2 separate regions of the Mus musculus genome follow, and region 2 is linked to region 1. The links are chromatin loops, found by intact Hi-C in ENCODE. Cell type or tissue: left cerebral cortex. All regions are shown on one strand. Links, peaks and the distances in the headings refer to the core of each region. The heading gives the core; the rest is flanking DNA.

Region 1 (14,791 bases), core at 2,558-10,557:
GGGACCAGCAGTAAGCCCTCTCTCTCAGCTCCAGGATGGCTGCAGCTAACCTGCTTCCTTCAGGGATGCCCTGGAGCAGTAGACAGTCAGACTGAGCACAAGCCTGGGTCAAATCAGGTTCCATAACTCTCCTTATCCAGATAGATCCTCCAGCTTCCCGAGTCATTTCCTGACTCTTACCTGGGGACAAACATGCCGCCATCTCTACCTTTCAAGTTATTAGGAACACCCAACCGGAAGTACCCATAAAACTTCTTTATACTCTATAATGGGTCATGTAAATATTACTTGCTGTTTTTAAAAATACCTTTCTTGTTTTTCTCTTGCCTCTCTTACAGCATTTAACTGGTCTTCAGATTTTTTTTTTTTTATTACTTCCCTTTCTCTCAACATTCTCTTAGAAGGGGCTAAGATACAGCTTGGAGTGCTTGACTGGCATATGCAAGGCACTGGATTCCAGCCCTAGAACAGCATTAAACCAAATCTAGAATCTTAGCACTCAGTGGGACAGAGGCAGATGGCTGTAGTTTTGAGGCCACACTGGGCTACATAGCAAGTTCTAGGCCTATCAGGAGATCCCATCTCAATGCCTACAAAAAGGATGGGGGGTGGGGGTGGCTCTTGAGTTGTCCATTATGGATAAAGCAGGGATGGTTGTCTAGGAAAGGAAGCACAGGCATGGAGCCAAGGAATAAGGCTCTGTTTCTTGGCTCTCTTGGTAATCCCATGCTCTCTCTAACTTGTCGGGGCCTCAGCTTCTCAAATTGAGACTTGAGAGCACCTGCTTAACCTTGAGGCAGGTTATGAATACAGTAACCACCATCACAAGATGGCATGAAGTACCGTTTATTAACAATAATGTGATCTCAGGAAGGAGAGAAATGAGGGGTAAGGGGACCGCAAGGGTGGGATTGCAGGTTTGTCCCCCAGTGCTTGTCTGTGTTGGACCTTATTTACCCTCCCGACAGCCAGAAAGCCCCTTGCTTGCTGTGCCTGCTTGCTGTGCCCCCTTCCCCCCCTTCACTTCTCCAGGCTACTATGTCTGAGTCCCCCTTTACAGAGCAGCAAATGCAACGTAAGTGGGTGGAATGCAGGTGGCAGGGACAGAAGAATGTCCACGGGGAGATGGAGGATTCTCAAATAAGTAGTTGAAGGGTCTGGGTAGATTGTCTTATAAAGGTACTAGAGGGAAGGCATAGCCTGTTTTCACACTTAGGTCATTCTTAGAGCAGTAATGAAGTACAGCTTTTGCTAACAAACACTAGAACGCCCCGACACCCTGCAGACAAGGTAATGGCATGAAGGGGCTCCTGAGAAGCAAGCGAGGCCTGTAATACCAGGAAGCTGGGGCAGAATGGCTGTGAACCTGAGGGCAGATTGGACGACGTAGTGAGACCTGGGTTCAGTTTGGAATACCAAAGTCAAGAGTCTCCATTGAGACTCTTATCCTCACTAAGCACTGGACCTGGTCCCTGACAGAGTATGAGGTATGGACACAGCCCAGCCTCCCACGTGGGTGTCCTTCCATGCTAGGGTCAAGATCTCTACCTTGTTACGCAGGACCAGGCCCTGTGGGAGGTGGTTTCTCTATGTAGCCTTGGCTGTCCTGGAACTCACTCTGTAGACTAAGCTGGCCGTGAACTCACAGAGATCCACCTGCCTCTGCCTCCCATGTGCTGAGATTAAAGGCCTGCACCGCCACACAAGCCTCTTAGTCCTTCTTAATGAAGGCCAAGGCATGTGGGAAAAGGCATGACATGCTGAAGGTCTGGACTCAACTTTGAGCCAGCCATCCTCAGTAGATGACAGACAGCCTGCAATGGAGGCAGTTCTAGGAGTGCTCTCCAAGATTTGGCAGAGTTGTTAGGACACTAAGAAAACAACTTGCTCAGTGGTAGAGAGTTTGCCTAGATTCATGAGTGGCGCAAAGATGAAACAAACCAATAAATAGGAAAGTACTTTGGATAGCTGAGCATGGGGTGCCACACCTGTACTCCAGCACTTAAAACACTAAAGCCAGAGGATTGTTACGAGTTCAAGACCAGCCTAAGTGAAATAATGAGATAAGACAAGAGAGACAGAGAGAGGGAGCGATAGACTGAGAAAGGGAAAGAGACCAAACCTGGTCCACCATCTACTGCTTGGTAAGCAAATGCACTCTCCTTTTCTGTCCTCATCATCTAAGCTCTGACCGTCTCAGTTCCTGTTTCTCTGTTCCAGGTGGCTGGCAGTGACTAATGCCCAGGGGGATATTTGTGTGAAAATGCTATCTATGTCACATCAGCCAGGTCCAGAGTAATAACTAATATCACACAGCAGAAAGAACCCAAACTATATAGGCTGCTCTTCTCCTGGTGAGCGTGCCAAGGGCGGAGCTGTCAGTTCAGATGCTCAAGATTGTGAGTGGCCAAGCAGGAGCCCCACCCAGCACCTCACAACCCCAGTAGCCCCAGTGCTATAGTGTTGGAGAAGGGCTCACCGAGAGGAGAATTTCTTAGGCCAGAAGACTCAGCTCTTCAGGAGAAGTAGTGGTTCCTTTGACCAAGCCGAGGCATAGGGTTAGAAAGGTCATATTGGAATCCCAGATACACTGGGACCTGAGGAAGGGGAGGCCTTGCCTGCTTCTCTGTATTATGGTTTCAGTAAGGCAGTTTGCCCCTTCCTTCTTTCTTTCCTTCCTTCCTTCCTTCCTTCCTTCCTTCCTTCCTTCCTTCCTTCCTTCCTTCTCTCCTTCCCACGGCAAGGTCTCATACTCATGCAGACTTAAATTGACCTTGAAATCCCAGCCGTCCTCCTGCCTCAGCCTCCCAAGAGCTGGGATTACGGCCATACCACGGGTCAGCTCTTCCTCTTGTTGGATGACCAGACCAACTTCCTCTCCCTGGCTGTGGGGTCAGCTGCTTCTCCCTCCCACTGTAGTTGGATGGACATGGGATCAGCTTGCTCTCAAAATAGGCCCAGCAGCCATGCTCTGTCACCTCCGGCCAGACCCAGCCTGGCATATCCCCTGGCTGCTGAAGGGGCCCTAATTATAGCTGTGGGGCCCCCAGGGTAGAAGCAGCTGGGGCAGAGCCGGATTGTGCCAGTCTGCGGCTGCTGAGTGCCTTCTTTGAGTGGAGACTTTCCCCAGGAGTGAGGGGCAGTGAAGAGGGAGGCTGCCTTATCTGTGACCTCTGACCTTGGGGGTGGCGGCCCTGCCTCTGTGCCCTTTGGGTGTAGCAGCAGTCGGGCCTAGGGCCAGCCAGGAGGGTGTGGCAGTGTGGACTTTGGCCCAGGGACAGCTTCCCGGAAAGGTAACAGGGTGGGCCCTGGCTCTCTTTTCCCCAGCCCCTCAGCTCTCTCCACCTCCCCACACCCAAATCTCCTTACCCTGAACTCAGAGGGTGTGGCTGGGTGTGGCCCCGTCAGGGCGGACCGTGAAGAACATCTGGCCTTGAGCGCTGCTTATGCTGCTTATGCGTGTCTTGGCCTGGCCTGTTTCCTTTCTCACTCTTCTCTGAAAAGCCCCTTCTCTTTTTTCCCATGACTCTGTTTTGGGGGGTCCCTGGGGCTAGGAAAGGTGGGACAGAGAACCTGGTGCTTCTTCCTAGAGAGGCTCTTGAGACTTGTCCTGGTCCCTTGGGAGGCATGCCTTGGGACATATGTGACACCCGAGTGGAAGGCTGCTTCTCTGCTTGTACTTTACACCCCCCGCCCCCAGCCCCCCCCCCCAAGGCTGTTGACTTTGATCCCCTTGTTTCCTAGGATCTGCTTTCCAGTGCAGGTGAACAGGCTACCTCGGGAGACTCTGCTGTGTGCCACACTCTATGCCCTGCCCGTTCCCCCTCCTGGGGGTTCCTCTGAAGCGAATAAGCAGAAGCGGGTGCCTGAAGCTCTGGGTTGGGTCACTACCCCTCTCTTCAACTTCAGGCAGTACGTGTGAGCGCCAGGGGAACAGCTTCTAGCCTTGGAAGGGAGCAAGGGGGATGGAGATAAAGCCTGGTAGTTATACTCGGTACTCCCTGAGAAGGGTTGGCCACATGGCGCTCACTGTGAAGCCCAGAGGTCCCCATCCCTGTAGAGAAGTCAATGCACAGAGCTGGTGACCCGGACTATTGATGTAACCTGGCAGGTGGGGGAGGGGCGTGGGAAAACACTATCCCTGTAACAAGTCACGGGGTCCTGTATCAGAAGGACTTCAGAGGTCATCTACCCAGGCACGGAGACACCCCTGCCAAAGGGTCACCTGAGTGGCAAGCTCAGAGAGGCTTTCTGCCATGGGAGCCCTCCTAGAGCTTGAAGTAAGACCTGTGGCCTCTGGGGATAATCCAAGGGACAGGAGTGGGGGAGAAGCTTCAACTAGAAAAGGTTTGGGGACAAGAGAGCAGGAGAGAAACCCCCAGCGTAGGCACCGCTTGTTGGCTCATCTTACCCTCCTTCTGCCTTAGAGTCTTGACCTGTGGTCGAAAGCTCCTGGGCTTGTGGCCAGCGACACAGGAAAACTCCGGTGCCCGCTGGAGTGCGCCTAATTTCCACCAGCCAGACAGTGTTATCCTGCAGGTGAGACCCAGCTAGGAACTCTGGGCATGGGATGAGATGTGGCCAAGCATCTCAGTAAATGGGAGAGCATGAGTCGAAGACATCCCCCTCCCTCAATTTCACAGCATCCTCTAAAGTTAGGTCTGAGGCCTTCTCCACCCATGGCTCCCCTTGCTTTGAGACCTCATGTTTCTAGGTCAGATCCAGCTGGGCGCTCCCTTCTCTTAGGGCTCAAGGGAAAGTGTTCCCACTAGTCACTCAAGGGACATGTTCTCTTTGGAGGGAGGGTGGGAGAGAAGCTGCCTCAATCCTGGTTGTGATTCCCATTTCTCGAGCCCATGAGATGCTGTGGTGTGGAATAGGGGGTGGCAAAACCAACAGACAGTGAAGAAGAAAGATCCAGAATACAACTCCATTAGCAGATGGTTTTACCTTTGGCTCTGCCCGGTACGGGTCAGGTGCTGAGTGAGAGAGCAGAGCCCCTTAGAGAACCGAACCGGATTGTTCAGCTCTGATGCCCACTTTAGGAGGATGTATGTTTTGGTGGCTCAGAGCAGATGATCACAGGCCCTAGAGTTAATAGAGCCTTCACTCACTGTGTGCTACCAGATCCAGACAGGCTAGGATGCCTCTGGGACCACACAAGGAGGTCCCCAGCTTCAGCCTGGGTACTCTCAGTGGCTTGCCCTGTCAATGCCGTTCAGGGTTTTGAAGTGGGGCCTATCCTGTCTTCCTTAAGCATCTCAACTCAGCCTTTCCCTACCTTCCCCATTGTTCATTTTTGATTCGTTTTGGGGTTTTTTTGTTTTGTTTTGGTTTCTTTGTTTGTTTGTTTGTTTGTTTGTTTGTTTGTTTTTTGAGACAGGGTTTCTCTGTGTAACAGTCCTGGCTGTCTTGGAACTTGCTTTGTAGTCCAGACTAGCCTTAAACTCTCAGAGAGTTAACCCAGCCCATGTTTCCTTTTTTTTTTTTTTTTTTTTGAGGGGAAGATTTGGATGAAACAGGGCCTCTCTATCTATGATTGCTGACTGGCCTGGAACTTACTGTGTAGATTGGGCTGACCTCAAATTTGCAGCGATGCTCCTGCCTCAGTCTTTCCGAGTACTAGGATTATTGGCGTGACCCACCACACTAGGCTTCTTATGGTTGCCTTTCAATTTTTGCTGAAAGTTACAGCTGGGATTTTGGGGATCACCACAGACATCAGGGTTATTTTACTTCAGGGAAGGGGAGGCTAGAGGCAGGAGCAGAAGCCTGTGAGAGAACAGCCGGGACCCAGGAAGTACCTTCACTCACACTGCCTCCTTCCTCCTTGCTGCGTCTGCGTCTCTGATCCTATCCCAAGATTGACTTCCCCAGCTCGGCCTTTGACATCAAGTTCACCAGCCCCCCTGGAGACAAGTTCAGCCCCCGCTATGAGTTTGGCAGTCTCCGGGAGGAGGACCAGCGCAAACTTAAAGACATTACGCAGAAGGAGTCCCTATACTGGTGAGGCCCAGGACACCTCCCTATATATCGCAGGCTTCCCGCTGTCTGTCTGTGTCTGCCTGACCTCTTACCTCCCAGCATCTAGGCTGTACCATTTGTGCTTGAGGACTGGAAGTGGTCATTCAAAGAGTCATTGCGACCACTTGACAATGGTGGCAGCCTCCAGACTTTCTTTAGTTGACACTAGGGAAAGTGCATAGAGCAGGTTAGGAGATAGGATCCCAGAAAGTCCGGTGCCGCACTAGTGACTGACCTGCCACCACCCCAGATACACCCCCTGGTTCTGGTGGGGCAGCTGGCTTCCCTGCTCTCACTTCCTCCTGCCCCTTCCTCCACACCAAAGGCCTTTTGCATTTTTCTGGCCTTGTCACATTCCAAAAAGGATCAGGTGTCTTGACAAGCTGGCAGCTCTCAGGAGTTAAGGAGTCCAGGCTGATCTCATCCTTGGAGCTGCTGTGTCTACCAGGACTGGAGAGGGAGGGGTGAGTAAGGAGAGTCAGGGCTCTTGATCTTCCTAGCCACCTCTCTGGGCCCAGCAGAGCCCTGTTCATATGCTGGGTCAGGGAACAAGCGAGGCAGACCTCCCTGCCCCCCAGCCCACTCCTCACCCCTCATTTCATTAGCCCTCAGCTCCAGTCTTCCATTAGACACCTGATCTCAGGCGAGTCCCAATTAGCTACAGACCCTGTAAAGCGAAGAGAGATCCCAAGAGGCCTCACAGTTGACCAAACCCTGACAGGTGTTGCCTACTGCCCTCTAGTGGCTCTACTTGGAAGTAGTACCATCGGGCCATCCCCTGGTCTGGTATTGTTGACCTCAGTCTGAGAAATGTCCCTGAGATTGGGTCAGAGGTGAGATGTGGATCCTGTTCTCCAAACCTGCAATCATCTGTGATCATTAAAAAAAAAAAAAACCCAAATGTTTAGTTTCTGTAGACATTCTGACTCAACTGGCATTGGTGTGGGAGCTAGTCGCCAGAAGTTACCAACCCCTTCTGTAATAATGTGTGGTGACGTTGGGAAGCCACTGAATGGTAGCGTGTGGGTCAGTTCCCTCGGAACAGCAGTTCTGTGTGCCCTGGCTCACTCTGCCGCTCGCTCTCACGTAGGCTCACGGATGCTGACAAGAAGCAGCTGTGGGAGAAACGCTATTACTGCCACACTGAGGTGAGCTCACTCCCCCTGGTTCTCGCCAGTGCACCCAGCTGGGAGTGGGCTTGCCTGCCGGACATCTATGCTCTCCTGCAACAGTGGACTCACATGAACCACCAAGATGCCCTGGGACTCCTGCATGCCACGTGAGTTGTAGCTCTTCCTTGTCCCGGCTCCAGCACTGCCATTACTTGACAGGTCAGCTCAGGGAAAGCAGAGTCGCAGATGTGCCAGCACTCGGCTTTCCTACTCTCCCATTTTCCTTTGTCTCATTTTCCCCTAATCTCATAACACCATCCGTATCCCCAGGTGCACGTCACATAGAGTTTACCACTAGATTTCCATCTGCACACGTCACAAGGTGCGCAAGTGCTGGCCTATCCACCTGCCACACAGAGTTCAACTGTTGTACATACTTTGGTAGAAACTTTTTGTTAAACAAATAATTTTGTCTGGGCGGTGGTGGATCAAGCCTTTAATCCCAGCACTTAGGAGGTAGAGGCAGGTGGATCTCTGTGAGTTTGAAGTCAGCCTGGTCTACAGAGCAAGTTTCAGGACAGTCAGGGCTACACGGAGAAGTCCTATCTTGAAATAAAACAAGGCTGGAGAGATGGCTCAGCAGTAAAGAGCACCGACTGCTCTCCCAAAGGCTGTGAGTTCAAATCCCAGCAACCACATGGTGGTTCACAACCATCCGTAATGAGATCTGACTCCCTCTTCTGTGGTTTCTGAAGTCAGCTACAGTGACTATATGTTTTACTTACATATAAATAAATGTGAGTATATGTTTTACTTACATATAATAAACAAATCTTTGAAACAAAACAAACAAAAAACCCAGATGTTTTTGTTTTTGAGACAGAGTCTCAATATATAGCCCTACCTGGCCTGGAACTCGACTTATAGATGAGGTTGGCCTTGAACCCAAAGAAAGCTGCCTGCCTCTGCGTCCTGAGTGCTGGAATTAGAGATATCCACCACCGTGCTCTAGTAGCATGCACATTAATAATAGAACTCAGGGTTCCTTTTTTTTTTTTTAGGTAAAATTTACATATTAAGAATACCCACATTCATCCAAAGATTTAACAAATGCTCTCCCTTTATAGAGCCCAAATCTTTATCCCTCTTCCTTCTCCTGAAGAGTTCTTAGGGTCACAAGGCTCCACTCTGAGACTCCTCAGCTGTCTTTTCTAGATTGTACCTAGGCTTCCTGGTCTATTTCTTGCCATCTCAGTAATTAAATTGTACCTGCTGATGAGACTTTTTGAGGCTACATCTTTGCTAATCCCCGAGAAAGTCATTTCCCGGGCTGTCTATTGGCTTATATAAAACCCCACAGTTCTCAATTGCTTGCCTGGCAGGCTTTGTATTATAGGATGTTACCCAGAAAACCTGCTCCACCCACTCAAGGGCTCCTTGAATTCCTAACACAAGTACATCGAGTTAAGGAAGAGCTTTGCGGGTGGAGTGGAACACTTTGCTGTTGTTGGTTTTTTGTTTTTCAATTTTCTCTTAAGTGTTCAAGGAGTGAGAAAGGTCATTATCCTGTTCCTGTCTGCCTAAGGGAGACTCTGTCCATGGGGAAGAACCATTCCTAAGAACTGCCCTCCAGGAGAGATGCAGATCTTGCGGGGTGGGGGGGGATGACATTTCCTGCTCTGTGCCTCTGACACCCAGGCACGAGGTTTCGTGGGCTCACATCTGAGGACTGTCAAGGCTCTAACCTCTTTTGCAGCTTCCCGGACCAGGAGGTGCGGCGGATGGCCGTGCAGTGGATCGGCTCCCTCTCAGATGCGGAGCTGCTGGACTACCTGCCCCAGCTAGTCCAGGTGTGAGGCCGCGCAGCTCCCATGTTACATCTGACCTCGGAAGCCGAGCCCCCAGGGACACTAGTCAGTGTGGTGAATAAAAAAGCCTCGTGTTTGCTTTCTTCTGAACAGGCCCTGAAGTATGAGTGCTACCTGGATAGCCCCTTGGTGCGCTTTCTCCTGAAACGAGCCATCTCTGACCTGCGAGTGACCCACTACTTCTTCTGGTAAATCCATGGGAAGAAAGAAAAGAGGTAGACAAGCGTTCTTAGGCCAAGACTCTCTTCCCTGTGGCAGGCTAAGTGAGGAGCTACGAGATCAGGCTCCAGGATGTTGCTCATCTTCCCTGTGGCCTTGGTCTAGTATCTTTCCTCAGGGCAGGTCTCAGTTCTCCTCCATATAACTCTGGCAGTGTCATCTAGATTCCCCCCTTCCCTACCTACCCATGGCAGAAGTATAAAGGTAAGGCGAGCTGCAGAGGGGCTTCAGCTCAAAGACAGGGTAGATATTCAAACTATATTTTACCCTGAAGCATGGGGGAGCTTTCTGAATCGAGGTATCAAGGTAGGATATGACCCTTTCTTCCCTAGCTCCATGCTGTGGCTAGTGAGTAGCCTGACCCCCACCTGCCCTGCCTTGCAGGTTACTGAAGGACAGCCTCAAGGACTCTCAGTTCAGTATCCGCTACCAATACCTGCTAGCAGCCCTGCTGTGCTGCTGTGGCAAGGGACTGAGGGAGGAGTTTAACCGCCAGTGCTGGCTTGTCAACACCCTGGCCAAACTGGCCCAGCAGGTCCGAGAGGCCACCCCATCCGCCCGCCAGGTGAGTGGGCAAGGCTGGCTCTCCCTGTCCCTGTTTCTAACTGAGGCTTATGTAACCAGGAGTTTTACACCTTGCAAGTGTCCCGTTTAGAAACTAGAAAGAGGTGGCTGTGACCTGCAGGCCTAAGCAGATAGTCCCCAAGCTGGCCACAGCTCATGAATGTGCTTTGTTTGGCTTGGTTTTGACTTAGCCTTAAAGGTTAGACATATTTGTATATGCTGTCTGTTGCATAGACACATTCAACAGGTGTGGGCTAGGATTCAGTCACTTCTTTGTGGGGAACTGTGTCTCAGGGCTGAGACAGGTGACAGAAAGGGACACTGTGCCACACCAGCAGTGCTGCCGATTTCTGACATTTAAAACTTGAGAGGTTTCCATGTGTAAGTCTGGGTTGTCAGCATTTCTAAGCAAAGCCCAGATAGGATTTTACCCCTTGGGATATTCTTGCCCTCCATCCTATGCCTGCTTTCTTATGCCCTCCTGGAAGGCTTGCCTCTCTAGATAGACACTCGGGTGTGCTTTTGTGCACTGAACAAGTCTGGGACCCAAGTGGGTGATTGTGCTTCCCAAGAGTTTCTCAGAAGTTGTCCCTGTTACTCAGGCACAGGACTAGGTACCTTCCTCTGGGAGACACCTGGCTCTGAGTGGAGCCTCTGGGCCTCTCACCTCACCCCTGCTTTTCCCCCACTCCCTCTGAAGGGCATCCTTCGTGTGGGCTTGGAGGAGGTGAAGCAGTTCTTTGCCCTCAATGGTTCGTGCCGTCTGCCGCTCAGTCCCAGTCTCCTGGTGAAGGGCATCGTGCCCAGGGTGAGTCGCTCCTAGAGGTAGAACTTCAAAGACTTGAGGGTGGTGAGGGCCTCCTTACCCTGTTAGGAGAGGAGGGCAAACACTTGACCTCTTCCCAGCTTAACTATGCCTGGGCTTGGCTTGACAACTGTAACTGTGTGCTGCAGGGCAGAGGAACTGGGTCAGAGGCTCAGTCTCCCTGACGGTGCTGAGGATGCAGCTGGGGAAGGTGGCGAGGATGGCAGCTCTTGGCCATGTGCCTCGACTCACTGTCCAGTGAGGGTCTTTCTGTCGGTTGTTGCACTCCATCCTCACAACTCAAAGACAGTTAGTAGTATTATGAACATGTAGGACATGAGATTTAGCAGAGGTTACAAACCAGTAAGTTGCATACAGAGTGATGGGAAGGGGTGGGCAATCACATGGTAGAGCCACCGGTTCTAACAACCTAAGCCAAGATGAGGGGATTGAGGAAAGGGACTTTGAGTTCCTGGGAAATCTGGGAGACGCAATGAACACATCAGCAAGAGGGCAGACAGCGTGCTGGTTCAGCGTGAAGAGGGTGTTTGCCTTCCTGGCTGTGGAGCATGCTGACGTTGGTCGCTTGCCCTCTCTGCTGTACAGGACTGCTCCTACTTCAATTCCAACGCAGTGCCCCTGAAGCTTGCCTTCCAAAATGTGGATCCGCTGGGCGAGAACATCAGAGTCATCTTTAAGGTGAGAGTGCTTTACTCAGCAGGCTTGGTGGCACATGCCTGAAATCTCAGTGCTTAGGTTGAGGCAGAGGGGTTTGCCAGGAGGCAAGCCTGGGCTATGCAATGACTTCCAAGCCAAGCTGGGCAAGATAATGAGACACGGTTTCAAAAAAGGAAGCAAAACCAATACCTTACTCATGCCTGGTGGGGATGAAAACAGGGAGAGAAGAGAATACTCAGGACTGGCAGGAAAGGCCTGGACCATTCCTATCCTCTCTCTCGCCCTCCTCCTTCTCCTCCTCCCTCCCTTCCTCCTCTTCCTCTTCCCCCTCCTCCTCCATCTTCCTCCACTCCCACCTCCATTGGTGGGGATTGTGCTCAGTGCCTTGAGCATAGTAGGCAACAGTTCTCCCTCTGAACCACATCTACAGTCCGCTCATGCTACTTTTTAATACAGGAAAGACTAGCAGGTAAAGGGGGATTTTGATAAATTCTGCATGGCCCCAGCACTGTTAGGAGAAAGAGAGGCAATCCATAGCTCAGAATATGGAGGCACTTTCTGGGAGGTGGGGCTACTCCCACAATGCCATGGGTAAGGTGATGACCATATTCTAGTAGAGGATGTGGCTGGGTGCTAGAGAATGTATATGAGGTACTGGTTAGCCTAGATGAACCTCATGTTCTTCCTTCTGACTGGCTTCTCCATGGTGGTGGGAAAGAAGCAAATGATAATTCCAGAGTATATGCTACAGTGGGGCAGGCAGCACCTACCTGGGGCTCAAAAGCAGAACATATGCTTAGCATTCACCCAGCTCTTGGTTCAATTTCTAGCACTGAAAAAGTAAAATAAATATACTCTGTGACTCAAACCTTATAGTGCACATGTGCTGTGTACCACAGCTAATTCCTGATCCAGTATAAACATTCACGTTTTTAAAAGGTCTGGTGAACCAGACATGAGGGTCCATACCTGTAATTTAGCACTCACAGGCCAAGGCAGGAAGATTGCTGGTTAAGACCAGCCTGAGCTGCACAGAGAGACCACGTCTTAGACCAGCAGGGTTAGTGATCAGAGGAGTTTCATGCAGAAACGGAACCATAATGGGGATACAGGAATGTTGGGGTGGGGGCGCATCAGGGATTAGTGCCCCTTCTCTTGTTCCTTGACCTCGAGTAGGCCCGGTCAGCTGGTGAGTGGTGCAAAGCTAGAGAACTGCAGCTTCTCCCTGCCACAGAGTTTGGGATGCTGAGGGGTCTGGGAGGCTGTGGGAGGGCGTGGAAGTGGATTTTAATCGCTCCTCTTCCTTATCCAGTGTGGGGATGATCTTCGTCAGGACATGCTCACCCTGCAGATGATTCGCATCATGAGCAAGATCTGGGTACAGGAGGGGCTGGACATGCGCATGGTCATCTTCCGCTGCTTCTCCACTGGCCGAGGAAAAGGTCCGTGGGGAACTGGGGCAGGGCATCCCTTCCCTCTCTGCCTTCTGCCTGCTTCCCAACTTGAACAATGGAGAATAGAAGGGCAGGGTTAGTCCATGAGAAGATGTGGGGGTGACTTGAAAAAAGAAAGTAAGGGAGAGACTGTTGTGAAACAAAACAGAGTCGGAGGCATAGCAACCTCTGTGGACTTTGGATCTTGATCAAACAAACCGATTGTAGTTTTGAGATGGCTGTAAGAAATTTGAAAATCGGCTGGCTTCAAGGACTGCTGTTGGTTTTTGTTTTTGTTTTGTTTTTTTTTTGATATGACACATACATGGTATTTTACTTGTTGGGTACACTTAAAAGTAATCATGCCCGAGATGGCACATCTAGAGCAGAGGTTGGTGACAACACACATATGATCCCAGTTCTCAGCTGAGGTGCAGGATCAGAAGTTCGAGGCCAGCCTAGGCGACAGAGTGAGACCCTGTCTTGCTTTGTGGGACTCCAGCTAGAGCAGCAAGAAATAGGAAGCTAGCTAGGTAATGGAGGGTGATATGAGATTAGCTAAGTGCTCATGATTATTGAAGCTGGGTGGCGGTTACATGAGCATTGATTAAAAAAAACAAAAACAATCCCACCTTCGTTTTGGTTCTGTATATATTTCAGAGTTCCATAGTAAAATTCAAAAGGGTTGGGGTGGGGGAAGAAAAGGAAACATTGTGAACTGTGGAAGCATGGAGCGGGTCTAGACTATGTGATGTAGGCATGGTTTTCTGCCCATCGTCCCTCATGGTATATCCCTCCTAATAGCAGACTTTGTCCAAAGCCCTGGAACTTAGCTCATGGGAAGCACCTAGCCTTCCCACTGTTCTGTAGTAGACTTCTTCCCTCTGTTCTGGAGCCTAAGCCAGACCCCTTCTCTCTCAGGGATGGTAGAGATGATACCCAATGCAGAGACACTGCGCAAGATCCAGGTGGAACATGGGGTGACTGGCTCCTTCAAGGACCGTCCCCTGGCCGACTGGCTACAAAAACACAACCCTGGGGAGGATGAATATGAAAAGGTAAGATTGACTCAGGAGCCCAAGAGCTGAGGCTGTGTGCCTGACTGTGATATGTGGCGCTGCTCCCACCAGACCTGCATGTGCACAGATGAGCCAGCTCAGCTTGGCTGGGGGAAGGGTGTGCTCTTTGAGAACCTATGCTTTTGTGTAGGTAGGTCAGATGACTATGGTAAATTGATATTGGTCAGACAAACTTTCCTTGGGTCTTATCCGGGGAGGGGGCAGCTTTTGAGAGCTTGACTATATGTCCGTCCTAACTGTGGATCCAGGCCAGTTGCCCTCGAACTCTCAGGGGGTTTTAGTGATGCTGAGGAGAATTCAAGATGGCAGCAAAAGACTTTGGCTGTCATTTTAATCCAGCCCCTTGCTCCAAGGAGTGGGACCATTGTACAAGGCCATAACTAGAAGCCAAGGTGGCAGCTATTGGTGAGACTAACATGAGAGGAAAGAGGCTTGGCTAGCCCTGGCTATAGGAAGAAAGTGAGCCTCCAGGTATGGTGGGGCCTTGGTGGCCTGCTGTGATCCATGGTCAGGCCACAGCTTCGTATCAATAGTCTTTGGGTTAATGAAGTTTGGGGGTGAGAGTGGAAAGGGACAGATCACAATAAAAATACCAGAATGTGACACACACTTTTAATTTAATGCTAGTGCTCAGGAGGCAGAGGCACATGGATCTCGGAGTTTCAAGCTAGCCTGGGCTAGTAGACAGACTCCATCTCAAAAACAAACAAATCTACTGCCGGGATGTTGATTTCTCTATGGCTCACTTCCAGGGAATGCAAATGCTAATTCATGTCCTTGGCTGCCTTTTATTCTCGAAGGAGGACGTGCAGGCAGCCAAATCATAAACCGAATATGATTGATGGGCTTGTTGTCAGGTGGTCTTAAATGGCCCTAATAAACTTTAATCCCAGGGCTAGAGAGATGGCTCAGAGGTTAAGAGCATTGGCTGCTTTTGCAGAGGACCTGAGTACAATTCCTAGCACCCACATGGCTGCTCACAACTGTCTGTGACTCTACCTCCAGGGGA
Region 2 (14,791 bases), core at 2,691-10,690, 330 kb before region 1:
AGGCTGCCCTAGATGCATACATAGCATGTCTCTCTATGGATCCTTGTTATGGAACAGGTGGCCCTAGTCCCAGGCAGGAACTGGTTTCTCTGACTTGCCCACAGGCTAGCTCTTCCCTGGGCATCTCTGGCATCAATGCTCTACTTGCTGCTGCTGTCTCTGGGACTATGGGGTTTGAGCCTTGCTGACTGTCTTTTGGTTTGGATTCTGCAGACCCCCTGGACTTTCCATTCCTACATTGCCCTTAGCTGCTGTGAGTGTTGCTCCTTCAGCCTACCCAGCACCCACAGAGGAACTCTGTTATCCCTTTTAGTCATTGCTGTCAAAGTCAGCCATGCCAAATCCTAGGCTATGCCGTGGTGCTGTGGAGAGTCCACCAGCCAGGTTTTGTCCAGTGCTCTGCAACCGCAAAAGTTCAAAGGTCTACGGCTCCAGTGACCCACAAAGAAATGCTGTAGACAGAGTATTGTATCTCAGTGACCAATCAGGTGCTTTTTAAGGGCTCTGCTCATAACCAAGTTGTGAGCCTCAAGCTTGTGAATTTCTTCCTGGAGTTAGGGGAGCTTAAGGAAACGTGGGTGCCAATCCTTAAGAGCAACCTTTGGGTCAGATATGTCTGCAGTGAAATGTGTGCATCTTCTCAGGGAGGCTGAAATCCTCCCTCATTCACTCCTCAGTCCATCTCAGCTCAGCCTTCACCACTTACAAATTACACAAAGTATCCAGTTTCTGAGTACATGGAATATTTCATTGTATTTTTTACTTGCATCTCACCGTGTGTCTCGTTCACTTATTTACTTCCAATGCTCTCCCTAATCCCTGGCATACGCTAGACCTTAGCACATGATGCCTTAGTGCCTGACCTGCCCTTTGGATCCTGCAATCCTCTCCCCATGGGTCATCCGTGTCATAGTTAGTGTGGTGGTTTGAAGGAGACTGGCCCCATCGGCTCATATATTTGAATGTTTGGTCATTAGGGAGTGGCACTACTTGAGAGGGATTAGGAGGTGTGGCCTTGTTGGAGGAAGTCTGTCACTGTGGGGTAGGCTTTGGAGTTTCAAAAGCCCAGTCTTTCTTGTCCTTCTGCCTGAGAGCCAGATGCAGAACTCTCAGCTCCTCCAGCACCACGTCTGCCCATGTGCCGCCATGTTTCCTGCCATTATTGTAATGGACTAAACCTCTAGAATGTAAACTAGCTCTAATTACATGCCTTTTAAAAATTTTAAGTAAGAGCTGCTGCAGTCATGGTGTCTCTTCACAACAATAGAACACTGCTTAGGCCAGTTGGTTGGCCATCATGAACAACTTTCCCCTCAAATATCCAGAAGGACTCAAGCACTTTCTTCCACCCCTAATCCATTTTCCTTCTCCGAGGAACCCGAAGCAGGTGGCTGACACAGAAGTCACTGTGGAGACACATGGGTACACAGCACAGCATGTGGGGAAGAGAACTGAGTGGGCCCAAGACAGAGACATGGCATCAGCTTCACAACTCTGAGAGTGTGGCTGTCATTACATCCTGACCGCCACCTCCTCAGCCTCAGAGAAGGGGAGCTTGCCGACCTGCTGGCCATCAAATCACCGGGAGCTTTAAAAAAATACAGATTCTGGGGTCGAAAGGCTGACGCCATCCAGAAATCCTGCACCTTTTAAAAGTCCCCACTCTAGCAATACACCATGGAAAGGAGCAGGGGAGGCAGAGCCAGCAAGGAGAAACATTTCTGCACAGCTCTGCACAGTATAGGCCTGGTGCTGACTCCAGTGAAATAAGCTGCACGCAGAATGATCTAGAACAGCAGCTCTCAATCTGTGGGTCTCCACCCCCTTTGGGGGTCACATATCAGATATCCTGTCTGTCAGAAATTTACATTACAATTCATAGCAGTAAAAAAATTACAGTTATGAAGTAGCAATGAGATAATTTTATGGTTGGGGGCTGGGTTCACCATAAAATGAAGAGCTATATCAAAGTGTTGCAGCATTAGGAAGTTCTAGACTAAAACAACTGCTCAGAAATTAGAGAGCTCACCAGGAAACTAAATTCATACACAAGGATGTAGCTCAGTGGTGGAGTGTGTGTTGTGCATGGTGGGCCTTGGGTTTGATCCCTAGTACATCTAAAAGCTATGTTAGATGAATGCACTTAACCCAAAGGACACTATAAAGAAGGAAAAGGCCCGGGAGGGGGGCAGGGAGAGGGATAGACATGAGATGCACAGAGGGCAGAATGTAATATGGCAGGTTGAAATCCAATTAGCTCAATAAAACATTAAATGTAAGTAGATTAAATGCTCCAAAGACAAAGATTGTCACGTTGGACAGCAACAGTTGAAGACTTCAATACCCAGTACAAGAGAAAGAGAGAGAGAGCTAGAGAGAGAGAGAGAGAGAGAGAGAGAGAGAGAGAGAGAGAGAGAGAGAGAATCAGAGAAAATGATGCAGACACAAGCAGCTTCAACCACACTACACACCGCTTGGGCCTGAGAGATGTATGAAACAGTCTTTTTCACCAGAACACGTGTTCTTCTCAAACAATCATGAAGCATTTCCCAGGACCACCCTATGCTAAGCCAGGAAACAATCCTCGACTGCACTCATGGGCATTTATGTCGGAAAGTGTAAACTTATGCTTAAACAAGACCCTGCTCACAAGCGTCCCCAGCAGCTATGGTGGTTTGTATGAAAATGGCCCCCATAGACTCATAGGGAGTGGCATTGTTGGGGGTGTGGCCTTGCTGGAGTGGGTGTGAAGCGCATTTCAGGCCCAGTTTCTCATTCTCTCCCTGCTGCCCGTGGAACCAGATGTAGAACTCTCAGCCCCATCTCCAGCACCATGTCTGCCTGGACAGCACCATGCTTCCTGCCGTGTTGATAATGGACTAAACCTTTGAGCAGTAATCCAGCCCCAATTAAGTGTTTTCCTTTATAAGAGTTGCCATGGTCATGGTGTCTCTTCACAGCAATACAACCCTGAGACTGCAGCTTTGTAATAGCCAGAAGCTTAACACAAGACATCCTTTCACAGGACAATGTTTATGCAGACCACATTTTATAAATACTATTTTGAAACACCTGACACCGCTCTGGCTCCTACTCTTGTGAGCATCCCACTGGCAACTCGTGTGCATCTACGCACAGAGAAGTGTGAACTTCCAGAGTTTCCTTTCTTCTCCCCCAAATGACTCTCAGAGAGGTGCACGCAGCAGAGGCTCCTGGTGTGGGGTTGGGGAACAGTGTGCATGTGATTCTGGACAACTCCCTTCTTTAGTGGCAGGTGGCAGCCACTCTGGTCCTAGGAAGTGGGCACTTCACAGAGGGTCTTGTCACCTGCTCTTCTGTAAGTTTTCACCCTCCACACTGAGATACAAAATGGCCCCATACTATTACATTTTTTGTAATAAAATCAGAAAATTAAAACTAACTCTATATTGATGTTATTCATATGTTTCCCTCTAAAAAATACAAAATTTGGAGGCTGGAAAGATGGCTCAAGAGGTAAGAGCATATTAGCTGCCCTTCCAGAGGACCTGGGTTTAATTCCCAGCACCCATATATAGAGGCTCACAGTTGTCAGTAACTTCAATTCCAACATGTTCTTCTGGCCTCTGTGGGTACCAGGCACACATGTGGTCTACAGACATACATGCAGGCAAAACAGCCAAGTACATAAAAAATAAAAATATTTTTAGAAATACAAGACATTATGGTGGTCATTTTTAAATGTATAATATTTAGTCCCTTATATTAAATGTCTACCAATAGAATGTCTAGGTTGGTGGGCTTGAACATTGAAGCTATTTTGTTTTGTTTTATATGTTTTGAGACAGGGTCGTGGGTATCCCAGGGCTACTTCAAACTTGCTACATCTCCAGATACATTCAACCTAAAATTTTAGTTTTTTTTAAATGCCAAAATACCCTCTGGGAAAATCATGTGGATGTATCTTTCTACTACTGTTCACCTAGTGTGTTAGGGTTTAGTTTCGTTGTTGTGAAGAGATGCCATAACCAAGGTAACTTTTATAAAGTGTAACATTGAATTTGGCCTGGCTTACATCTTCAGAGGTTTAGTTCTTTATCAAAGGGTGAGAAGCATAGAATTGTTCCGGCAGAAATGGAGTTAGGAAGGAGCTGAGAGTTCTACATCCTGATCCATAGGCAGCAAAGAGGAGACTGTGTGTCACCCTGGGCATGGCTTGAGCATATGTAAGACCTCAAAGCCTGCCTCCACAGTGATAGACTTCCTCCAACAAGGCCACACCTACTCCAATAAGACCACACATTCTCACAGTGTCACTGCCTATGGGCTAAGCCTCCAGACACATGAGCCCTTGAGGGCTATACCTATTCAAACCTCCACACCTAGGAACACTGCACCAGGAATCATTTTAAAGAATCAGCTAAGATTCAAGTTTTAGAAGTGAGTTTCAGAGCCACCAAGGTGGGTCAGTGGATGCTTGCTGCACAGACCTGATAATCTGAGTTTGAACCTCAGAACCCATGTTAGAAAGAAAGAACACTCTCAAAAGTGGTCCTCTGATCTTTACATGCATGCTCTGACATGTGTATACCTGCACATGCATTCTCTTTCTCTCTCTCTCTCTCTCTCTCTCTCTCTCTCTCTCTCTCACACACACACACACACACACACACACACACACACACACACACAAGAAGGAAAGGAAAGAAGGAAGGAAGAGAGAGAGAGAGAGAGAGAGAGAGAGAGAGAGAAAGAGAGAGAGAGAGAAAGGGAAAGGGAAAGGGGAAGGGAAAGAGAAAGAGAAAGAGAAAGAGAAAGAGAAAGAGAAAGAGAAAGAGAAAGAGAGAAAGAAAAAGAGAAAGAAAGAGAGAAAGACAGTCTCAGATCAGGCTGGAGTGATGGCTCAGCAGTTAAGAGCACTGGCTGCTCTTCCTGATGACCCAGGTTCAATTTCCAGCACCCACATGGCAGCTCACAACTTTCTTTAACTTCTGTTCCAGGGAATCTGATATCCTCACACAGATACGTGTGCAGTCAAAACACCGATGTACATAAAATAAAAATAAATTGTTTTTTAAAAAGAAAGAAATTCAGTCCCAAGGGTGAAGTGTCCATCTGAGGACAACCCAATAGTGAGTCACTATCTAAAACATGAAAATACAGACAGGGGAGCTGGAGAGATGGCTCAGCGGTTAAGAGCACTGACTGCTCTTCCAGAGGTCCTCAGTTCAAATCCCAGCAATCACATGGTGGCTCTGATCTTTACATGCATGCTCTGACATGTGTATACCTGCACGTGCATCTGTAATGGGATCTGATGCCCTCTTCTGGTATATAGGCATGCACACACTATATACTTAATGCACATAATAAATAAGTCTTTAAAAAAATACAGACAGACAGACATCCCAGAGGCTACTTTTAGGCCTGTGACTTGGAGTAAGAATGCTAATACCACCTGTTGACCTGCCTTTGTCCTCCCCATTAGTAAACCTGCCTGGTGCTACAAAAAGAAGCTCCTCTCCAGAAGATGGTGGACCTTGGCCTCTGGGGCTCTGGGGCTATGGGGCACCTGCACACACATCCATGTGGCCTAAATGTCCAGACCAAGGCCAGTGGGGCCTCTGGGCTTCCATGCTAAGTAAGAGCCCAGAAAAGGCCAGCGACTAGAGGAAAAGAGTGCAGGGTTAGACAGCAGCAACCTGGACCTTGATGGATCTGCCTTTGGTTCGCTGGGGGAGCTCATTTCTTCTTTCTTTGGTCCTCAGTGAACTGATTTGTTAGTCTAGGCTAGATTTTGCAAACAACAGGTAAATGACCAATCAGTGAATAAGTTGTTCTCTTTGCTGAAGTTGTGTCTGGCTTTTCTTTATTTTTCCTCTAATGGGAAAAAAAGAATAATAACAGAACTGTCCAAATGCATTATACACAGCAAGGGTAGACATGGTTTCTCGAACCTTCTCTACACAGGATATCCTGGACTGCTGTGTCTATTGTAAATGTATTTCTCACAGGTGGTCTTAGGCGATGAGGCTTGAAAGCTGCTGGCTGAGAGGAACCCCGGGGTTGCCCAGGCTGGAGCTCTCAGCTGTGATCCACATTGATGTGGATGTCTGGAGAGACTTTCTACTTCAGACAAAATCAGCACAGCATACTCAGGGGTGCCCGGGCGGGGCTGAAGAGCCGGTGAACGCGACAATGTCCCTACAGAGACACTAGATGGCGCTACAGCTCCAGGTAAGGTTGACTGCATCTCCCCGCGGGAGGGTCTGAGCTCAAAGGACCCGTTGCTCTGGTGGGTACGGAGAGAGTAGCTGGCTGACGATAGAGAGCGGACCTCCTCTGCCTGTGCCCAGGGCACAGTACTGGGGCTTAGAAATAGACTGACTTAATAGGAAAACCCTCACTGAGCCCTTCAAAGTCAGAATGAGATGCCGCGTGATTACTACCTCTACTCGCCCCAAATGATGGGGTGCATAATAGAGCTGAAGAATCACGCAAAAAGGCTGCATAAGGGGACTACTCTACCTACGCTGGGGTGTACAAATCTGTCCCAGAAAGTAAGGCTCCCTGGTACTTGTAGACACTGGTGTCGACGATAGGGGGTGACAGAGCGCTGATGCTAGCATCAATGGGAGCGTCTCAAAGGCATAGGCAGTAAGGAGCCTCCAAGGCTTGTCTGTCCTTGAAGATAAATTCCAACTATCAAAGCGGAGGCCCAAAAGGACTAGCTGGAGCTGGCTCAAACATGCTCATGAGAGCAGATAGCTATATTTCGAAGACGTGTTGCTAAATATAGCCTTCGTTAAAAATTTACAACTAAATACATTAAAAATACGGCAAGCACTAAAACTCCTAATTTTCTAATGATTACGCTACAATCTAGTGTCACTGGGGATTTTTACATTTACTGTCTCTGTTGCTTGGGACTGCTCTAACTGTTACCACATGCAGTGATGGTACTCTGCCAGCTAGACACTGGCGGTGGAGGGAGACTAGACACCACCGAAACAATTGAGTGCTAGACATCAGGGCTGTGGTGTCAGCCGGCTGCTGCTGCTGCTGCTGCTGTGGAGAGCAGAGAGCTGAGCCAGCTAAGCATTTGCCAGCACACCACTAGGGCCTTCTTCCTCTACTCAATTCTTCCTTCTCGGAATCCACCCAACCAGCCACCCCCATCCTGTTAGACTAGGAGAGTCTTCTTTAGAAGCATGGGGGTTGGAGGCATGGCTGAGAACACTTCATGGCCTTCCGTGGCCAGGCAGGCATAGGGAGAGCTTAGGTCAGAGACTGGGTTCGAAGCTGGAACAAGCTCTTCTTTGCCCTCCCAGGACTTGGGCATCTGTGGCACAGGTGGAAAAAGGGAAGCCATGGAGACGGTCTAAGCAAAATGCTAAAGCCTTGGCACAGGAGCGAGGCCTGTGCCCAGGTGGCAGAACCAGGGCTTAGAAATAGACTTGACTTAATGGAAAATTCCTCACTGTTCAAGCCCTTCAAAGACAGGGTCAGACTGCTTGTGAATGCTCCTTCCTCCCCAAGTGACTGGACACATACTAGAGAGGTGAATCACACACACAGGACTGTGAAGACTTTGGGAACCTGTTACAGATCCTAGACCCCAAGTTCCCTTGGATATACTAAACTGGAATCCAATTTTTTCTTTAAAGATTTATTTATTTATGTATATGAGTACGCTGTAGCTGCCTTCAGACACAACACCACTACCACCTACCCCAGAAGAGGGCATAGGATCCCATTACAGATGATTGTGAGCCACCATGTGGTTGCTGGGAATTGAACTCAGGACCTCTGGAAGAGCAGTCAGTGTCCTTAACTGCTGAGCCATCCCTCTAGCCCTGGAATCTGAATTTTTAAGCTGATCCCTCAGTGACATGTAAACAATACTAACTGCATAAGCATTAGACTGCATTGGATGCCATCGAGATGGGTATGTCTCACATTATTATTTATAATGCCATACTGTATAGAAATGATCTATATTCAGGGAGCTGGTTATTATTCCCACCGTAAAAAGAATGAGGTGACTTTCAGAAACAGGTGAACATGAAATATGAGCTACAGTGTTAAGGAAAAGAAATAGTCATTCCTAAAACCGAAATTTGTTATCGACCAAGCAACTAATTAAAAATAAAATTAAACCCATACAAAAGAAAACATGAAGGTATATTTTTATAATCTTGAAGTATGCACTCTTGCATAGGTGTGGGCAAACCCACAGTTATAAAAGAAAAGAATACTATGCTTAAAGAATACTCTAGACCATGTATGTAAAAGCCTCATATTGCTATCTAGCAGAGGTTACCTGTGAAGGAATGGAAGTGGGCTGAAGAAATGGCCCTGTTGTTGTGGGCACTCACAGGGAGCCGAGTTCAGATCCATATACAACAAGCTGAGTGTTCAGAGCACACCTGAAACCCCCGGTGTCTGACAAGACCAAAGAGAGGTCCTTTGTCTCATCCTTTCACGGTAGGGCTCATCCGTACTCATTGATTTCTCATATTTTATTCAGTCTTGACTTTTGCACTCTTGCGTAAGTGTGCACGGGAAGATTCAGGGTCTTCCTTCCTCAGTCACACTCCTCTAGAAAGACCCTCAAGGTGTGCCACCTAGATGGATCCAAATCAGGCAAGTCAGGTCAGGCTGACGATGAGGGTGAACCAGCACAGCGTTCGAACAACAGTTAGACACATCACTTTCCACAGCTAACATTCAATTCAGCCTTGGTCTGCAGCTTTAGCCGGGTTCACATTCCTTTCTTGGCCAAACTGCACGTTTGGTTTTTCTGTTCTACTTTCTGCCTTTCCCCGCTGTAAATCGGGTAAGTGCACAGCCTGTATATTATGCCGTCTTGAAACTACCTCCTCCAAAAGTCCCTCACCTCTGAACTCATCCTTTCTCTCGATCTCAGAACATAAAGAGAATGCCACCAGAGGCTCTGCCCAAATGCATCATAAGTGGTGGCGGAGGTGTGTGGGGTTGCTGCTGGCTCGGGTAGGGTTACGTCGGAAGCAGAGAAGGGGCAAAGCCAGTGCTTACCTTGGCTTTTTCCTTTTTAAACGTATTTTTTTTTAAAGATTTATTTATTTATTATATGTAAGTACACTGTAGCTGTCTTCAGACACTCCAGAAGAGGGCTTCAGATCTCATTATGGATGGTTGTGAGCCACCATGTGGTTGCTGGGATTTGAACTCCTGACCTTCGGAAGAGCAGTCGGGTGCTCTTACCCACTGAGCCATCTCACCAGCCCTTTAAACGTATTTTTTAAAAAAAGATTTATTTATGAGCCAGGTATGGTGACGCACACTTTTAACTCCAGCCCTCGGGAGGCAGACGCAGAAGAATCTCTGTGAGCCTGAGTCCAGCCCGGTCTCCATGATAAGTTCCAGACCGGTCACCAGAGGCACCGTAGTGAGCTTCTGCTGGAAGAAAAAGTAAGTGAATAAAATATTTGTTTCTTTAATTTTCATTTTATGTATATGTGTGAGTGCGTGCATATATTTATGTGCACAGTATGTATGCCTACTGTCTTTGGAAACCAAAACTGGGCATCAGATGCCCTGGAGCTAGAGTTACAGGTGGTTGTGAGCTACCTGATGTGGGCACTGAACCCTCCAGGTCCTCTGAAGGAGCACAAAGGCTTTTAACCGCTGAGCATCCTCCAGGGCATCCTTTTCTTCATTTGGTCCATGGTCCTTGCCTTCGACCCTGTTGCTTCCCTGCTGTGTCTGCCAGACTAACTGGTGTGTGTGTGTGGGGGGGGGGGGAGGTCTGAGGATTCTCTGTCTCTGCCTTGAATCTCATTGTAAGAGCACTGAGATCAGAGGCGCACTGCACTGCACCCAGCTTTGCATGGGTTTTGGAGATTCGAGCTTCGAATCTCCTGTTTCTACAGCAAGCACTTGATTCACAGACCCACCTCTCCAGCACCCCAAAGCATTTATTAATCCAATCAAGCTGACAACTGAAATTAGCCACAACCACTTGTATATTTTAATTGAAAAAAATCTAAAACATTGTATGTAGCATGTTGCCATTTGTGTAAAAATACAAGCTTTTTGTTTTTAAGATTTATTTATTATTTACTTATTTGACCAAGCCAGCTCAGCCAGTCAACAGGGTCTCGAGGGAGGGAGTGAGAATTAAAGAAAGAGAAGACACTTAGACAACATTATAACAGAACACATCACATAACAGCAGGGCTGAAGCTGAAGCAGGTTTTTTTTTTCCAGTCTGATTTATATCATTCTAGGTATATTTGAAGAACAGGGTCAGTTCTAGGTCAAAGACAAAGTAAGTCAAGGAACAAACAAGGCAATAAACAAAATCCTGCGGTCACTGTATCTAGGAGTTTATCAGGATGACCAAGATACAAGGAATACAATACATTCTTTGACTGTATTCATCCTCAGCCTTGTCCTAGCCACTGTCAAATTTTTGCCAAATTCCCAAAGCTCTCCACACCTCTCTCTCTCTCTCTCTCTCTCTCTCTCTCTCTCTCTCTCTCTCTCTCTCTCTCTCTCATTTAGTTATGTATGTATATGGGTCCTTTGCCTGCATGTCCATCTGCACACCAGAAGATGGCATCAGATGGCTGTGAGCTGCCATGTGGGTGCTGGGAATTGAACTCAGGACCTTTGGAAGAGCAGTGAGTGCTCTTAAGGACTGAGCCATGTCTCCAGCCCAAGCCTTTGATTCTTATGGCTCTCTGGAATGAGAAGACAGTTGCCAGTGGGCGCTGGAAAGAGAACTATGGGCCTTTTGTAAGGCTAGTTTGTTAAGCCTGCTTGGATTAACTTTAAATTAAATTATTTTGCATGTGTATCCATGTGCTGTGTGTGTGCAGGCATGTTTACATGTCTAAGGGCACACATAGGTGTGGGTGCATGTGTACATGTGTGCATGTGTACATGTGTGCATGTGTACGGAGAGCCAGGGTTGATGTTGGAGGCCTTCTGTGGTCCTCTGTACCATGATTATCAAGGCAGTGTTTCTCACTGAACCTGGAGCTCGCTGATTCCACTTAGTCTAGCTAGACAGCTAGGCAGGGAGTGCTGAATACCATCATGTCTGCCTAGCTTTGTATAGGTTCTAGGAATAGGAACCCTGGTCTCCACATTGGCATGCCAAGTACCCTATTCACTGAGCCATCGCCCAGTGTTAAATTAGTCTCTCTCTTTTTTTTCCAGAATGGAGTATTTTGGGGTACACTCTGTTGCTTACATTCTTCTTGTCCTAACAATGAAAGGTTTTTTTTTTTCTTTCTTTCCTTTTTTTAAAGGTTTGTTTGTTTGTTTGTTTGTTTGTTTAATGTGAGTAAATTATTACAGATGGTTGTGAGCCACCATGTTGTTGCTGGGAATTGAACTCACGACGTCTGGAAGAGCAGTCAGTGCTCTTAGCGGTCGAGCCATCTCTCCAGGCCCCTTGAAAGGTTTTCTTATCTTCAAGGCATATCCCAGCCCCTGCCTCTTTCCCTTCAGCCCATGGAGCTGACCTCCCCTACCCTGTGCTAGCCGAGCTGCATGCAGGGTTGGGGACTTTTTGTTGCTGTGCCTTTGCCTCAGTTGCTTTTCTACACCTACCCTTAGCATTGCCTCATTGTTCTGTGTGTCACATAAAATGCCACCAGTCCCTCGCCCCAACCCCTGGGACACCCACAGGAGTGACTTATACCACACAGCGCCGTCTGCAGTTGCACCCTGACTGAGATGCCTAGCAGAATACTGCACAGCACATGCCTTCAGCTGCACTGGTGGCCCTAGAAGATGGGGACTGGGCTTCACCTACATCCACACTCTCACCTTCACACTTAAAGCTAGGTGGGCACTCCAGAGCAAGGTCTCCGGTTCTCTGTTGATGGATGCCATTAACATGGGGAAGAGATAGCATTGTCTTTATTAGGCAGCCCCCTTGTGCTGTACTGGTTCTGAGTGACTCACTGTTCCTGTTGCAAGAACAGGGGTCCTCTCCTACTGTGGCAATGACACCCCAGCAGGAAGGGTGGCGGGCAGCTGACCTTGTGCCTTGTGCTTGGAGTTGGGGCAGCAGCAGCCCTCTGGAAACCCCTGTAGGCTGTAAGCAGACCTCTCTTCTCCAGTCAACGCTGGCCTTGCTGGGAAACAGTGTGAACAACTGGAGCTTACGTTTGCTTTTGTGAATTTATAAGCTTAGAGAGGCTTTCACTCTGTACTTATGAAGTGCCTGCTCTCTATTGGACACCAGTGGGTAGTCGAGTTCAAAAACAACAAACAAAACATAGATTCTGCTCTCAAGGAGTTTATGGTCTTTGGGAGAAAACGGTCACGTGAGCAAATCAATACAATGTTGTTAGCACAGTGACAAGGAGCTGGCCAGGTGTTAAGAGAAAGTAGAGGAGATTTATGCTGGCCATGGGGCCCCACCCCCCCCCAGGAGGAAAAGATTAGCTCTGTGCTCACCACCCCCACCCCTACCCATACCCCTACCACTTTCTTACTCGCCTCAGCAGAGGATCTGTGTAAGGTTAAGGGAAGGAGACTGGTTTAGTAGCTAAAGGAGCAAACGGGAAGGGGTTAGATCCTGGAGGAGCGGATGTGTGGGTTCAGACGGTGCTAGGAATGGAAGTGGCTTTGGAGCCGGCGCTGGAGGGGTGGAAATGGGAGGTCACAGGTGGGAGGTGAGCTGAAAGTCCCCCCTTCCACTACAGGAGCATTTTCCTCTCCAGCCTGGGCTGGGCGTGGTCCTGAATGGCCAGTCAGGTTTAGCCACTGCTGACGCCTCCAGGAAAAGGCCCACTGGATAGGAACTCTCTGCTGCAGGCCCAGGCCTGACCACTCCGCAGAGTCACGAGGCGTGAGCCATGACCACTCTGCAGAAAGCCTCGTGTCTCATGACTTGGCGCACTACGCCTCACCACGCCCTCAGGACCTATGAGAAGTCATGTAAAGGCTATTAGTAGATGGCCCCAGGGAGGACACTGGCCAGCCAGAAGGAAAGGGATTGACTCAGATATGTGTGAACCTTTGTTGTTGGAAGTCTGAGATATTTGCGGTCCCTTTGTTTGTTTGTTTGTTTGTTTGTTTGTTTGTTTGTTTGTTTTATGAGATAGAGTCTTACTATATAACTTCAGTTTAGCCAGAGCTGGCTTGGGTGCTAGGATTACAAATGTCCACCACCATAGTTGGCTTGATATTTGCATTTCTTGCCTTGGGGGCTTAGGTGCTGGGAATGTGGGGGGCATTGGTAGGGGGCAGAGGCAGCCATCCTTGGTTTCAGTTCCGAGAACCATCTAGAACCTTGTGACAGTGAGACTAGGAACCCTCTGCTCTACCCACCTCCTGAGGAGTCAGCTTGCAGATGGGTAGGTGGGTGAGTGGCTAAGGAATTCTTTCCATTCTCTGGTTGGTGTACAGCCAGTAGCATCGGGGCGGGGCTTCTGAAGAGCTCCCTTCAAAGGCTGATGGATTGATTGTCAGAGTGCGTGGTGGCAGCTGCCAGCGAAGCCTCCCTGCAAATGGAAACACTCAGCTCTGCAGTGAAGGGCAGGCTTCCAGGATGCTCTAAGAGGCTGAGAGCCCCCTTCTTGCTTGCAGACACAGCTCTCCTGCCCAGGAACCCCTCCTCACGTAAAAATGCGTCTTGTGCAGAGAGCCCGCCCGCTCAAAGCTCCAGGAATCCTGTAAGCCACTGCATTAGTTGCACGTCATAAATATTTATGCCCTGCTGATGTGTGTGCCGAGCACTGGGCAGGGCTACTGAGGGACAGAGGCCAGCTCAGAGAGAGGCAGGGAGAAGCAGGGTTTCAGCCCCCTTTTGCTGTTGGCATTCCAAGATGTGGTCAGTAAGCTTCCGTTCTGGCTGCTCCAGCTGCTGAGTGGCCGGCACTGGGACATGGAGTAGGAGTTCTGGACAGGTGGAAAAAGGAAGTCTGCAGCTACTTGAGCTCACGCCAAAGCCCAGTTCTGCGATTCCAGGGGCTAGAAATGGCAGCGTGGTTTATAGTTATCTGACACAGAGGCCCATGATTCCAGCCTGTGTGCCCCGTTCCAAAAAAAAAAAAAAGTGTGTCCAGAGCTTCATAGTCAAAGCAGAAGGCAAGTGCCAGCCTTCACCACAGGAGCCCATAGCAACCTTTCCCCAACCCACATAGGAGAGATTTGCCCATGTGTGGATCCACAGCCATAGACGAGTGAGCTGGGATTCAAACTCAAGCTCTTGGCTCTCAGATTTGTGCATTCCCTGACAAGCTGCCTGGTCCCATGAGCTCCACACATCACAGATATTGACAAGGCTTCAAGACCTGTCTTCCAGGCCCTTTTCTCAGACTGGATATCTGAGCGCTTTGAAGATGGTGTCGGGGGTACGGCAACCTGTGTGTGCAGAAAGGAACATCACAAGATCTGACACCCTGACTGGGAACAAGAGCTCATTTGGAGGGGTCTGAGCCAATGGACAGAGCCCTAGAGCAAAGGTCATATAATATGTGGTAGACCCTCAAGGATTGTTCTTCTAACTCTCCTGCCTACACATGGCGTTCTCTGCTCTACCCCTCACCCTGCATCTCCCTCTTGACAAGGTCTTGCTATGTAGCCAAAGCTAGCCTCAAACTCATACCCCCACAGAACAGTTTTGAGGTGAGGAAATGGTGTTTACACAGATGCCGAGTACACTGTGCTATGACCAGGTAGAATCGTCAAGTGCTGGCTTGCTCACTGCCCTCAGGGTCGCTGCTGGCTGCAGACAGGGGCAGGTAGCTCAGCTACATTCCCATTCCTCCATGCCTGCCAGCTCTCTTAAGTGAGGTCACTAGAG

What was found. A loop is a pair of places that touch in the nucleus more often than their neighbours do. Peaks named below come from ENCODE experiments on the same cell type or tissue, not always from the same donor. Only the 100,000 strongest peaks of a DNase experiment are listed, where the experiment ranks them.
Region 2: a loop joins it to region 1, with 2.4 times the contacts of the local background. A loop is called at or near these places in 5 of 42 quality-filtered maps.

Annotation. Positions count from the first base shown.
Region 1 is chr1:133,081,074-133,095,864 of GRCm38, forward strand. It overlaps Pik3c2b (phosphatidylinositol-4-phosphate 3-kinase catalytic subunit type 2 beta), which reads left to right. Exons shown (of 33, transcript NM_001099276.2): 12 at 1-10; 13 at 3,745-3,912; 14 at 4,428-4,539; 15 at 5,864-6,006; 16 at 7,115-7,303; 17 at 8,893-8,986; 18 at 9,098-9,192; 19 at 9,608-9,788; 20 at 10,488-10,595; 21 at 11,199-11,291; 22 at 12,583-12,712; 23 at 13,625-13,761. Gm51647 (a long non-coding RNA gene) reads right to left here and starts at 12,583. Exons shown (of 3, transcript XR_003948005.1): 1 at 12,240-12,583; 2 at 12,041-12,102; 3 at 11,288-11,470. In left cerebral cortex, for the core only: a CTCF peak has its summit at 6,769 (motif pointing left); DNase peaks (open chromatin) are centred at 6,742 and 8,517.
Region 2 is chr1:132,752,591-132,767,381 of GRCm38, forward strand. No RefSeq gene overlaps it. Among named protein-coding and RNA genes, the nearest start is that of Nfasc, 18 kb to the left of the region's middle. In left cerebral cortex, for the core only: CTCF peaks have their summits at 5,312 (motif pointing left), 6,196 (motif pointing right), 6,579 and 10,604 (motif pointing right); DNase peaks (open chromatin) are centred at 6,197, 6,590 and 7,043; H3K4me3 peaks cover 459 bases; H3K27ac peaks cover 297 bases.